Linked DNA regions of Homo sapiens: region 2 is linked to region 1. A link is a loop called in an ENCODE intact Hi-C map of the cell type or tissue named here. Cell type or tissue: dorsolateral prefrontal cortex. All regions are shown on one strand. Links, peaks and the distances in the headings refer to the core of each region. The heading gives the core; the rest is flanking DNA.

What was found. Hi-C counts contacts between places; a loop is a spot of excess contacts. Peaks named below come from ENCODE experiments on the same cell type or tissue, not always from the same donor. Only the 100,000 strongest peaks of a DNase experiment are listed, where the experiment ranks them.
Region 2: a loop joins it to region 1, with 2.8 times the contacts of the local background. A loop is called at or near these places in 4 of 110 quality-filtered maps.

What each region holds. Positions count from the first base shown.
Region 1 is chr12:125,327,512-125,332,033 of GRCh38, reverse strand. All of the region lies in intron 1 of TMEM132B (transmembrane protein 132B), which reads right to left. Among named protein-coding and RNA genes, the nearest start is that of TMEM132B, 140 kb to the right of the region's middle. RefSeq lists a silencer at 870-929 and enhancers at 1,460-2,185, 2,186-2,912. In dorsolateral prefrontal cortex, for the core only: CTCF peaks have their summits at 745 and 948 (motif pointing left); DNase peaks (open chromatin) are centred at 933 and 2,610; H3K4me3 peaks cover 1,455 bases; H3K27ac peaks cover 1,200 bases.
Region 2 is chr12:125,770,336-125,774,857 of GRCh38, reverse strand. No RefSeq gene overlaps it. Among named protein-coding and RNA genes, the nearest start is that of LINC00939, 210 kb to the left of the region's middle. In dorsolateral prefrontal cortex, for the core only: a CTCF peak has its summit at 1,639 (motif pointing right); no DNase peak of the experiment used is centred there.

The DNA.
Region 1 (4,522 bases), core at 204-4,203:
CAGTGGCTCACGTCTGTAATCCCAGCACTTTGGGATGGCTTGAGGTCAGGAGTTAAAGAGAAGCCTGGGCAACAAGTGAGACCTCAGCTCTACAAAAAAAATGTAAATAAAAAATAACCAGGCAAGACAGCAAGTGTCTGTAGTCCCAGCTACTTGGGAGGCTAAGGTGGGAGGATCGTTAGAGCCCGGGAGGTCAAGGCTGCAGTGAGCTGAGATTACACCACTACACTCCAGCCTGGGCGACAGAGCAACACCGCATCTCCAAATGTATCAAATAAATAACTTGTAATAATATAGCCATTTTATAGATTCAAAAACGAAGGCACAGAGAGGTCAAAAAACTTGCCTAAGGTCACACAGCCAGTAAGGGGTGCAGCCAAGAGTGGGCCCCAGAGTGTGGGCTTAACCCCTGCTCTGCCGGGTCCTGGCATCTGTACAGCTCCTGCTCCTCTTCCTCAGCTTGGGGAAGAGACTCAGCTTCTTCCTGGTGAGCCACATGTGAGCTGGTTCCAGATTTCACCCGGAGTAAAGGGCTCATGTGCTGCTTTTAACCATAGCGCGACCTCGAAACCCGTGGACTAAAAGCCACGGAGAACTCGGGAAAGAAACAGCACCTCCCCTTCACACAGACCCCAGGGCTTCGCCGTGGACCCCACCCTGGGTAAAAACCCTTAACAGCAGCCTTGGGAATCTTGGTGCGGAGGAAAAATACAAAGCCTCAGTCCCCTTTTCCTGGAATGCAATTCAGAGCTTGTCCTGTGTCGCTCAGAGTCAGCGGAGGACGAAGCGGACTCCTGGGGCAGCAACGCGGAGGAGGGGACCGACCCGGGAGCCCGGACTGAGCCCACCCGGACCAGGCCCTCCCCGGCGCTGTCCCCGCCCCGCTCCCAGTCCGGCTCCCTCCTCCGCAGACCCCGGGCCTCGCGGGCAACACCGCCACCCAGTGGCCGCCGCCGCCAGCGCTGCACGAGGAGCCGGTGGTGCATCCCTCCCCTCTTCCAGAGACGAAACCCCGATTTGGGCGGTTTAGGGCAATCTGGGGACTTTCACCAAGGCCCACTGCTGCTTTCCAACAGAAACCCCTTAAACACCTCCTGCCTCAGCCTCCTGAGTAGCTAGGAACACAGGATGTGCTAATTTTTATTTTTATTTTTTGTGGAGATGAGGTCCCACTGTGTTGCCCAGGCTGGTCCCAAACTCCTGGCCTCAGGCAGTCCTTCCACCTCTGCCTCCCCAAGTGCAGCTTGGTTAGGCAAAGTGTTGGAATTGCAGGCATGAGCCACTGTGCCCAGCCAAGAAATTTTAATTTGCCTGTGAATTTTTTTTCAAAGCAATACACTAGGTAGAAACATTTGCACATTTTAAAGCTTTTGATACATATTGCTGTTTTACAGAAAGGCCTCTGCCCTCTTGGCAGCATTGGATATACTTTTTAAAAAATCTTTGCCATTTCACAGTAAAAAATGATAGTTTATAGATTAAAAAATTTAAATTTGACAATTAGTGATTAAGTTTTTTAAATGTTTACTGGCCATTTTTTTTCTTTCTTTGTAAATTTCTTGTTGTCATTTGTCTATTGTTTCCATAGGAAGTACTTAACTTTTTTCTTGAGCAATAGAAGTTTTTATGCATGAAAAATGTCAACCATAACTATAGATAAATAAAATCATCTTCATGGCTGCAAAAAAAAAAAAAAAAAAGAAACCCCTTAAACAAAGCACGACTACTCTATGGGACCAGATTCTTTGTTTGCAAGTCACACAAACCCAAACCAGGATAGGCTTAGGGGAGAAAGGGAGTCACTGTCCCCAAACCATCAGCCTGGACAGAGGAGACCACAAGTGGCAGCCAGCACCCCGTGGGTTCTCTGTGCTCCGGAAGAATATGAAATTCTATTTGGAAGCGGGGACGCACCCACACCACACGCATCCCGTGACCCAGAGCAACACCTGGGTTTTCCATCAGTCCAGCGTGACACAGATCGTCGGACCACAGCGTCGGCCACGGAACAATGGCCACAGGCTGCCAGCAGGGCTACTGCATTGAAACCCTCTCTCCCCTTCCCTTTGTCCACTTCCGTCACCCTGAGAAATCACAAAGTGGAGAACTGATTTTTGCCTGTATCTGTCGCATTCCTTCCAGTGAAGATCGGGTAGTTTTATGAAAGGGCTTTTTCTTCCCTTTGTGTTCAGGGGTATTCACTCCATGGGGAAAATCTCTCTAGTCCCTGGCCTGAAAGCTGTTCCTGTTGTTTCCTTTCATTGGCCACCTGAGTGTCAAGGGGCCGGGGCTGGGGGAACACTTTAAAAGGCCAGTCTCAAGAGAGATGAATACAGCCTGTGTCAGTGACAATGAGTGGTTTGGGGACAAAGCCACGACAGCTCTGAGACATCCGTTAGGGAATCGTCCCAGGAAAGTAACCAACCCATTGTCCCATCTCGTTCCAGCCAAAAGCCACTCAGACCTTATCATCCTCCTCAAGTCAGTGCCTCATAGGACCCCAGACCCAAGGGTGGAGGGAGCTTGGGTTCTAGAGAAGGAGGCTTGGGCTAGAAAGTCAGCCTGCCTCTTGCCTGGCTGGGCTGCCTGGTGAGTGACTCAGCCCTACTTAGCAAGACAAGAATACCATCTGCCTCCTGGGGTTCTGTCACATTCAATGGGATGGATCAGGCACACTCATTTGTCTAAGTCAGCTTGGCCAGCTGTAACAAATCCATCATAGGCTGGGAGGCTTCAACAACAGATATTCATTTCTCACAGGTCTAGAGGCTGGAAGACCAAGATCAAGGCGCCAGCAGATTTGATGTCTGGTGCATGCCTTCTTCCTTATGGACATGCATTCTTGCCATATCCTCGCATGAGGGAGGAAGCGCTGGTACTTCTTTCTCTACTTATAAAAGCACTCATGAGGGCCCCACCCTCGCAACCTCACCTAAATCTAATTACCCCTCGAGGGCTCCACCTCCTGATACCATCACATTGGAGATTAGGGCTTCAGCAAATACATTTGGGGGTGGGGGAGAATGCGAACATTCAGTCCATAACAGGGTTCATTCAGTATCCATTAAGAGCCAGTCCTGTGCCCGGCACTGAAGTTGCAGGGAGGATAGAGCAAAGCAGCCCTGTCCTCACAGAGTTTAGTCTAGTTTGGAGCTGAAGAATGAACAAGCCATTCCAGTAAAGAAAAGCGAGAGTCATGAGGGCACATGTACCGAGGAGAGGCCCCAGTGCGGTCTTGAGGGAGCCAGAGAAAACAGGACCTGTAGTTCATTGAATGGTGCCCCCAAAACACATCCACCTGGAACCTTACTTGGAAATAGGGTCTTTGATGATGTAAGCAGGTCATATTGGACAAAGGCAGACTTTAAATCCAATGACTGGTGACCTTAGAAGCAGAAGAGAGAACAGAGACAGGGAAGGTCATGTGAAAATGAAGTGAGAGACTGGAGTGATGGGGCCACAAGCCAAGGAATGCCTGGAGCCACCAGAAGCTGAAGAGGCAGGAAGGATCCTCCCTCCCCTAGAGCCTTCAGAGCAAGTGTGGCTCTGCCAACACCTTGATTTTGGACATCTGCCCTTCAAAAGAGAATAAACGTATGATGGATGCCCCAGGAGACTAACACAGTAGCCGAAGGACACGTGGAATAGCCAGGTCCCATTTGGGGAAGAAGGCTCCCAGCAGAGGAAACAGCATGGGCAGAACACAGAACCCTGCTGCAGCTGCAAGGGTGTGGTGGCTGGGCAGGAGTGAGGGCACCGTGCTGGGCTGGAAAGGGAGGAAAGGGCACATCCTTCAGGGCTGGCGGAGGCCACTGCATTGTGTTTGGACTTTATCCCAGGGTAATGGGAAGCCACCTGAGTGACTGAGGTCCCAGGTTCATGGCACCACTTGATATAACACGGTTAAGACATCACTCTGCTATTACGGAGAATGGACTAAAAGCAGGAAAGGCCAAGACAGGGAAATGAATGCGATGGCCCAGCCCCAAGGGCAGGGTGACTTTGTTTTACAAACGGGCCAAAGACGGTCCTTGTAGACTGGCCCCAGGTTTACTTCTTCAGAGTTGGCTAGGGCCATCCATTCTCCAAGACCCCCGGTGCCAAAATCAAAATTTTACACAACCCATTGTTTTAAATGTAGCCCAAAGAAGCAGACTCTTAGCTATGTAGAGCCCGCCTGCTTTATATATCCTGAGAAACTGCACCCAGCATCTGCCAGCCACAGATTTTTTTTTTAAAACCTTGGACTATAGAAGACCCCAGGCAGCTGCTGTCCCTTGGAGCCCCCTGGCCCAGAGGCACCCAATGGTCCTGCTGTGTGACCTGGACACTTAAGCCCCCTCTCTAGCTCTCCTTTTCCCCAGGAGTTCCTTCTTCCTTCCTGGTTGGCTGGTGGCCCAGGTGATGGCCACAGTCTCTGGAAGGTCTCCTGCTATGGGAGACGTCCCCCGCATGCAACCTGTCAACATACTGCCCAAGTAAAAAAGCTCACTCTTCCTGATCAGGCCTGAAATCCTCAAAC
Region 2 (4,522 bases), core at 131-4,130, 440 kb before region 1:
GCTTCTTAGCAACGTTAATTCTATTGGCTACCTAAATTTCCCCTTGCCATGTAACCTATCATATTTACTGGTTCTGGGGTGTCTTAGTCTGTTTTGTGTTGCTATAAGGAATACCACAGTCTGGGTCATTTATAATGAACAGAAATGTATTTGTCTCACAATTCCAGAGGCTAGAAAGTCCAGGATTGAGGAATCGTATCTGGTGACGACCTTTTTGCTCCGTCATAAGATGGCGGAAAGCATCACATGGGTGAGAGAGAAAGGAAATTTGGCCGAACTTTTCATTTTATAAGAAACCCACCCTCATAATAATGGCATTAATGTATTCATGAGGGCAGAGCCTTCATGACCTAATCATTTTTTATAGGCCCCACCTCTCAATACTGCTGCATTCGGGGTTAAGTTTCTAACACATAATCTTTGGGGAACATATCCAAACCATAGCATGAGAATTAATATCTGGACAATTATGGGGATGAGGCAATTATATTGCTTGCAACATCTACCTCAATATCTCCAGGTGCCCTTTTCCCATTGTGGTCCGCACCTCATTGTAGAACTTGTGAACTCCAGGCAATTATCCTTCGTTAAGACAAAAAGAATTCTCTTGCAATATGTTGTTGCAGGTATAAAGCATAATATAGCAAATAATCATGTGCTCAGTACTTTAGGGATGAAAATTGTGAATATAATTTATGAAATCTCTAAATTATAAATCCCTAATTTTAATCCCTCCATGGAAACCTCTATTTGTGGGGATATTCTTTTAACTTTGGGTACTTCTTGGCATGAAAACTTAAAAGCACTGTTTATAATTTCGAGTAGGAATACACATAAAGGAGAAGTTTTATATTTGCTGTGATTTAGTATACGGTCTACTAATATTTCAAAAAGATATCTATTTCAATATATTTTACTTCATCTCATCTAATAAATTCCTTGTAAGCAGCAATGCTAGTAATTTTAAAATCTGTTAAAATATTATTGGTCAATATCAAGTTTGTCATAAATTTACCCTAACTTTGGAAACAGGCCCAGTAGCCAATTTTGCATTGTTTCTTGCAAAGGATCCGTAATTCACAATTATCATTGACTTAAATATAAGATATTTAATCCTGTGAAGCACAGGGTTTGTTTGAATAAAAAATGATTCCCCTTTAATTAGAGGTTTTCATCAAGCTAATTTCGGCATACTATTCAGTCCATGGTCTCCGCATTGCTAGCACCACTTTTAATATGGAGAAGGACTCAAGAAAGGACTCAGGGGAAGAGCAGAGTTAGAAAAATAACCAAAATATGTGTTGGGGACACAGAAAGCTCTAAGCCGCCTGTTTCAGCAAAAATATAGACGTTTGGGTTCTTTGATTGTGACAGTGTGTGATTCAAGTAATCAAAACATCTTGGTGAGGCATTTATTTTTGGTCTCCAGACAGGGATGTTGGAAGCTATGGGAAACTATCTGTCTGCTGTCAGTCTCTGGGTGTGACTTTGGAAAAAATGGGGTGTAAGGGCTCCCTGCCCTTCCTTTTCTGAAGGAGTTACTCCTCAGCCCGGCTGCGGGGCGGGAATTGACGTCACCGACGTGCTGGGTGTTGGTGGAGGCTGCACGTGTGATCCACTAGGGGGCACTGAGTGTCCTCGAAGGTCAATGGAAACGCCTTTAAAACACGTGGGTGCCAAGTCAGCCCATTTAAGCCAAAGATCATGCAACAAGCATTTGACACCAAAGCTAAAGCTCCCCTTCCAGAGAAAGAATTTGGGCTGCTGGGAAATTTTATTTGGGAAAATTACGTTTATTAACGACTTTGGAGCTATATAGTCCCAGACAGTAAGGTTTTACTGAGAAAATATCAGTATCCACACTAAAGTTTTCTAACGCTTTTAGTATTTGGGAGCTATTGGAAAATCTAGACAGTTCACTCAATTAGGAAATAATATCCTAAAAATATAACCAGTGTAATACCACGAAAATGTCAAATTTTCAGCAAATTCTTCTTTATCCCGGTTAAATTGGTACTGTGGAAACATGCTCTAGAAAATACTTTATTTTGCAGTAGTGATCATTGCCCTGACAATTGCCTTTCTTGTTAAAATGGGGCTCACAATGTGTATTGATTTCTGTGATAAGAGACACTGAAAGGTTCCATGGAAAATGAATACAGGGCTGCATCAGTGGCACCTGCTGAGGACCAATGGCCAGAGTGAGCTGTGTTCATGCTGGCTCAACAGGTGTCTCAGAGCCAGAAAACCACAACAGCTGGGCAGCTGTGCTTTTCCTCACCCCTTGGAGTGCAGCCTCCTCAGGCCGTGGCTGCAGAATCATGAAGTAGAGGCCATGGCCACTCTCCTTGCTCATTTGCCATGCTCACCCTGTGCTGCCGCTCAGCTGCATGGGCAGGTGTGATGGCTTCCTTACCCATCATTTACTCTAATCAGGTGGAGGGGGGCTTTTCCCTTTCACCTGAGGTCAAGGCTGCCTCAGCATAGAAAACACATCTCCAAGAAAAGATGAGGACATTTGGCGTTCGAGGAAAGTGCTAATTTTCCTGGGTTTGTGTGTTTTTGTTTGATTAAGAAAAATTGTATTTGGATAAACAAACACTGGCCATTATCATATTCAGTCCCTCCACTGTGTGGAACCCTTCCCGTGTCAGGAACATCTCTTATCACTTATACACATGGATTTTTTTTAAAAAACCAGCAACAATTTATTTACAAGATATGGGTCCATCTAAAGACAAGAGAAGCCCAGCAAATTCCTCTTTTTCTTTTAAAGAGCAATGTCAACACAAGTTGACAGAAACTGTGGCATATATTAATATTGACATTTTCTAAATAAATACTGTCAACACATGCAAAAGCATTGTAACATAATTATGGTAGTCACTTGTAATTATGGCATTTGTTAAAATGTTAATTTACAGCAACTGCAAATTCGTATTGGGGAAATAAGATGTAAGCTTCAAGTTGTTCAAGGACTGTCTTCTTCCCGTCCTTCAATGGCACTCTCTTAGTGCCGCAGCTTTCCTTGCAGATAACTCTAAAGAATTCACCTGAGATCAATAAGGAATTCAGTATAATATAGTTTGGATACTTGTCCACACTCAAATCTCTTGTCGGAATGTAATCCCCATCGTTGGAGGTGGAGCCTGATGGCAGGTGTTTGGGTCATGGGAATGGATCCCTCATGGCCTGGTGCTGTCCTTGCAATAGTGAGTGAGTAGCTGCAAGATCTGGTTGTTTAAGTGTGTGGCACCTCCAGCCTCACTCTCTTCTGCTCCCACTCTTTCCATGTATGGTGCCTGCTCCCATTTCACCTTCTGCCATGAGTAAAAGCTGCCTGAGGTCTCCCCAGAAACAGAGCGGATGCTGGCACCATGCTTGTACAGCCTGCAGAACTGTGAGCCAATTAAACCTCTTTTCTTTATAAATGACCCAGTCTCAGGTATTTCTTTACAGCAATATGAAAACAGCCTAACACAAAGGGCCCACGCAAATGGCCCAACAAGCATCCTCCAGTCACACCCCCACCCCCCACCATGAAACATCCACTTGAGTTGATCAGTCTTCAGTGGTGAGGAACATGGATTTAGAGTCAGAGAGGAATGGGTTCCATTCCTGAAACTGATACTTGCTATGTATAAAAGTTATATTTTAGGTAAATCCAATTTTCAAATCCATAAAATGTGAAAAATTAGAGTACCTGGTTCATTGGGTGGTTAGGGAGAAAATGAGATACTAGATGTGAAGTAATCAACACCACTATTACCTTTTAAGTCTACTTCTCAGTTAATAATAACTGTCATTATTAATTATAAAATAACGTTATTATTCTTTTTCCAAATAGAAATATTTATTAATAATAAGTTTTACTCTGCAATTTTGCTATGAATTTCTGAAGATGAAGGACTGATATTTTTCCAGTCACTGGTCCTAGCACAGCACTATTTATGAAGATGAGGTTTAGTGAGTATTGGAAACATGGGCTCAGAGAACCAAAAGTAATAGCAGACATTTCATATTCTGCCTTTAAAAATAGTTAGATGGCACAGCAACATACCTATAATTATCTAAGCAGATTATATACAAAATTTTAGTTTAGTTGCACCCCAAACTAAATTAATGCAATAGTTTTAGCTTACTGCAGAATTGAAAAATTATATTTTTTCCATTATCAAAACAAAAAGCACACTCTCATGCATTTTCTCTCTCTCTCACACACACACACACACACACACACACACACACTCTGTCATCTTTTTCCCTCCCTCCTAAAACCAAATGGCAAAATAAAGATTTAAAAATGTCTAGAGATGGGAACACAAATGTTTGTTTTATTATTCTCTATACTTTTCTGCAGGATTGATATGTGTCTCAAATTTTTTTTAAAAAAATTAATGTTTGTTTCTCTGGATCAAGCAACATCTTTCCAGATGAGAGTCTTGTCTAATGATACATGATAAAGATTTAACAACTGGATCTCTGAAAATAAACCCTGAATTTTTAGTGTTTGCCAATTTCC